2 separate regions of the Homo sapiens genome follow, and region 2 is linked to region 1. Evidence: read pairs that join two places in POLR2A ChIA-PET (ENCODE). Cell type or tissue: PC-9. All regions are shown on one strand.

Region 1 (2,500 bases):
TTAAAGATAAGCTATTTTCTTTCAGTGAATGGAAGTGTTTGACAGAGAAACACCTTTGGAAGCAAACATTGAGATGTTACTGCAACATGTTCTATTTGCACTGGTGCTTATTATGCCAAGTTTACATTTAAAAAAACAAAGACTCAACTCTGGTTTGGGAGTAATTTACTGGTTCAATTACATTTAATTATTTCAAACTACTAAAATATTGAGGTCTGCTTGACAATTCAGAGATTTATATTGATTGACGGATAGCTGGTAACTGAAAACCCCAGTTGAAAACCCCAGTTTTTGAAGAGATACAGTATAAATAACTAATATAAACAAAACACAACCATTATGATAGTCAATTCGCACACCATTTAATGAAGACTTCTTTGTGAATCAAGTGCTAGATGAGACTGCAAATTTGGAGAAGATGGAAGAAAATGGAAGAGGGCCTGACCCACACCCTCAAAGTCAGGGAACTTGGTAAGTTTAGGGAGGATGGTGTGCCCAACACAGTCAAAGGATCAAACAAAGATAACAGACACAAAAGGAAATCAATCATACGAGGACAGAGTGAAAGTAAAATCTTTTGATGAAAAAATGGATGTTTGAATGTCATGAAGATACTGTAAAAAAAAAAATGGAGGAAAGAAAGCAAATGAATGGTTAGTTCACAAGCTGGCTAATTGCTGGTCTGAAGATAGTAGTCACGGCACTGTTTTGCAAACATAACAGCATCATCAGAACCAACGTGAAAGTAGGCAGTTCTGCAACCAGAGTTCCTGTGTACAAGAGCAACTAAGAAGCCCTTCCCATCAAGATTCCTCTCTGCAAACACATTCCAACACTTTATCAATTTGCTAGTTTGGCAACTCAGTGTTACAATCTGGTCAGATAAGAGATTTTCAGATCTTACAGTGAGAGGAAGAGACACATTTCCTATCCACACAGTGACACTGCCTTTCCACCCCCTGAAAACATGCTCTCTCTCTCTCTTTCTCTCTCTCTCTCTCTCACACACACACACACACACACACACACTACAACGTGTCTAAGTCATTAGCTGTTTGTGCCCTAAATGTGGAACAAGGAATTCCCCAGATGATTTTTAAATTCCAGGGCAATTACTACGTACAGTTTCAAGAGCCAGAAGGAAGAATCAATCTGCCAAGCAACGATTAGGGATGGAATTGCTTGTGCTTCAAAGTATATGCTGGATTAACTTCTAAAGTAGTTAATTACTTTCCAGATCATGCTGTGGTGTCACGTGGCCTAAAGAGAAAACTGCAGCCATCCAGACCTAAGGAGGTGGAAGTAAGGGAAGGTCACGATTTCTATCTTTTAGGCTGTGTCTGATGGGACTGGCTTAAAAGCAAAAGAATCAAAAAGCATTTTTTGTTTTAGCCAAAGCAATATTAAGTAACAGGGTTTTTAAATCTTTAAATATATTAAGTTGTTTAAATGAATCCACTGATGGTTGTTTTAAACATTATAAACTTGTAACCTAAACTGAAGCTGCTTATCAAAGATGCAGTAGCTACATTTTCTTTGCTGAACTACATTCAGATCCAAAGCACTTTTACAATGAATTCAATTTTCCTGGTGGAAAGTAGCAGAATACAGAACCCCCAAAATTCCTTCAGCTCTGAACTACCTAATAGGAGATAAAGGAAATATTGATCTAAATGAAAAGGTTGGCAACAGGGATGAGGTACAGGGCACACATACTGTTTTTCTGTCTTTCCAGGCCCAAGACAATCACCACTTATTTATCATGGCACTATTAACTCCCATCAAGCTTGGTCCTGGCTTCAGAAACCTCAACACAGTGCTTTGGGTGGCTACTACCTGAAAATGCAACTTATTTGCAACCTCTGATCTAGAAGGAATATAAACTCAGAAAAAGATAGTCTAGAAGTACACACTCATCCTCAGAGTTTGTCAATATCTGCCACAACTAGAGAAAATAACCCATGAGATATTTGGTTCATTGACACTACTAATGGTTTCAGTCTTGAGACACTTATCAAGATATTAAAGTTAAAGGGACCAAAGTCATCTTGTTCTATGCCCTCATTTTATAGATCAGGAAACTGCATCAGACTTATGTACATTATCAAAGCTTAGAACGTAGGCTTCCTGGTCTTCCTGCTCCGATGTTCGTCCATGCTGACCCTCTTCTGCTCTACTTATCATATGCTAGGCTCAACGAATCTTTATCATCTTGATTATATCATCTGTGTTCCTACATATAGACGTATGGAGTACTGTATGAAATGTTACTACATGAAAATGATTCACTAGTAAACTAGGACCTTTATCAATATGTAAAATTCAAGTCACAACCTCAAAGGTTAACTTAATGTTCAAAAAATACAAGATGTAGCTGTCTAGAGATTTTTGAATAAAGTAAAATTTAGCATCTGCCTCTAAGAATAAATGCAAGTTTAATAGAGAGGGAAAGAAATTGAACTGGATTTCACAATGAATAATACCAGTTTATACAGATGCA
Region 2 (2,500 bases), 150 kb after region 1:
CTCAGACGAGCTTCTTTACTTGCACATTCTTCAAGATTTAACGCTCTTTCTGTAGAATAATCTTGCTTTACCCAAACACAGAATTATGACTAGGCTACGGGAATGGAAAGATGAAGCTCCCCTACCCGAGTTTCTAATACTGAGTAGGAGACACAGACAGGTAACCCACCTGCAGCCCCTTCCCAGCTCGGAACCATCTTCCTCAAATAGATTACGGGAAAAGGGAGTTAGTTTCCTATCTGTTCCTGAGTTGTCTGCACTACAGCTGTCTTCTATATGGCATGCTCAGGGAAATCTGAGTTAAAATCCCAGGGCTGCCACTTATTAGCTAGATGATATTGAGCAAATTCCTTAACCTGTTTATATCCCAGTTACCGTGTCTGAAAAGGGGGGATAATTATTGTTTCGATATTACAGTTGGTTGTGAGAATTGCAAAAGCATTGTTTTCTGTTTGGTTGTTTTTTGGGTTTTGTTTCTGCTCTGCTGTTCAACTCCTGAGTTGTAAATGTGGATGCATACCTGAGGGAAAGATTATTCTTCCTCATGTCTGTACTGTTTCAGTGTGTGTTTTGCAATCGGTAGCTAATCAAATGATTTTGGGATGGGAACCCAGAAGCAGTGGGAAAGGGAGTCTGCCCACACTCTCACAGCATGTTTATGACAGAAACACAGAATTTGCTTTCTTTAGCTCTTGGCCTACTTTCTTATTCTTTAAGTTGCATTGCTTCTCTGTGCACATATGTGTGCGCACACACACCCATACAGGTATGTGTGCATGCATGTGTATTATTGTGTGACTGTGTGTGCACGTTGATTTCAACTTCTACAAAATAGCCACCAACTGATAATTCTACTATAGCTCAATGGAAGAGAAACATCCCAAAAGTTGGACGGAGAGCTTCCAGGGAGGAAGGCAGGCTCAGATACAATACATTTCTGGCCCTGTCAGCTTCTAGTGCTTTCTGTTTTGAGGGGAAAAAAATGCAAATAAATAATAAATACAATTCACATTAACCTGAGAATTACCTTACAGTGTTTTTTGAAAGGAAAAAAAATAGAGAGTTGAGCTAGCAGATCTATTTCGAGATGATTTAACAGGTGAGAGGGAGTTAGCTGCAATTGTTTTATGTCTCAGTCTATTAGGTACTGTACAATGCGACAGATCTATTATTTATACAGTTGTTCAGCAAAACTTTTGTGGGTTTTTAAATTGACTGTAATGTTTAGCAATTGGAATATAAATTTATTCAAGCCTCTTATTTGGTCGCCTCAATGGTGCATTACAAAGTATTTTATAGTGTCTGATCTGCTTAAGTTTTACAACCAGCTTCCATTGTTCTGCACTTTTTACAGCTAGTGCTGAGAGCAGGGCTGGGTGCCCCTGCCTCCTGTTGGCCCCTAGGGCTGCTCCCAGGGACTGGGGACTGATTCACCAGGTGAACCCAGGATGTAAACAGCACCCACCCCCTGCCTCAACTCCTTTTTAAATGCCTTCCTTTCCCTGGCTTCCTGCCAAGTGTCTATGGTGTGAGATTCTGTTTTGACCTAACCCAACCCCAGTTGGGAATTTGCCTGCCTGGTCCTAGCTATGATGATTAATACTAAATTCTCAAGCTGCTTCTTGCCATGGTTTTTTCCCTTGTTACCAACCTTCTTGAAGTAATGGAATATTACAGTCAGTCTTCATGTTCTCATGAGCCGCTTTTTCCATCGTCTTTTGGCTTCAACCATTACCCACTTATACAAACTACTTTCTCAAAGATCTATAATGACCTCTGGTTGTCAAATTTAAGTGCCTATGTTTTCTGGGTGTCTGCAGTGGTTGACATTGAACACACACTTCTTTCTTGATACCATTTCTCTCCTGATCAGCCTGACATAGCTGATGTGCCTACTTTCATTCATTCTTCTCTAAACTCTTGGTCTTCCCATGCCATCTGGGAACAGCCCAGGCCTCCTCATCTTACATGGTGCATGCACAGATCACATCTCTGCAGCCTTCCCCGTGCATTGCATTTCCACTCACCTCCTCCTCTGAACTCCCCCGTGTGTACATTTTTAATGCTATTTATCACATTTTACTTTATACTAATCGTCATAGCTGGGTCCTTCTTCCCCCGTGACTGTAAGTTCCTTGATACGGGCAGATATGGTGACTGATACAGTTTTGAAATCCCCATGCCGCCTGGCACACCACAGAGCCTCAATTAGTTTACCCACTTTCAAACATGGGTTTTTGAGAAGGAAAGGCAAGAGTGGTGTGAGACGAGGCTGGAGAGGTAGCACAGGGCCAGATAAAGATGACAAGTTTAGGAGTCTTTGAGGATTCTGGATTTTACCCAAAGAACTATATTAGCGCAGGATTTTAAATGTGGGATATGACATGGGTAAAACCAACATTTAGAAATATTTCTCTGCTGGAATGGAGAGGGGCAGGCAAAAGATGGTGGTAGCTTAGATTGATGGTGGGGGACAGTGGGAAGAAAAAAAGGAAAAGAT

The links. Peaks named below come from ENCODE experiments on the same cell type or tissue, not always from the same donor. Only the 100,000 strongest peaks of a DNase experiment are listed, where the experiment ranks them.
Region 2: POLR2A ChIA-PET joins it to region 1 with 7 read pairs; 1 of 35 experiments calls an interaction of 5 or more read pairs at or near these places.

The regions. Positions count from the first base shown.
Region 1 is chr14:33,988,541-33,991,040 of GRCh38, reverse strand. All of the region lies in intron 5 of LOC102724945 (a long non-coding RNA gene), which reads left to right. Among named protein-coding and RNA genes, the nearest start is that of EGLN3, 39 kb to the right of the region's middle. In PC-9, no CTCF peak of the experiment used is centred here; DNase peaks (open chromatin) are centred at 750 and 1,090.
Region 2 is chr14:33,841,505-33,844,004 of GRCh38, reverse strand. No RefSeq gene overlaps it. Among named protein-coding and RNA genes, the nearest start is that of EGLN3, 110 kb to the left of the region's middle. In PC-9, no CTCF peak of the experiment used is centred here; a DNase peak (open chromatin) is centred at 1,544; H3K27ac peaks cover 1,175 bases.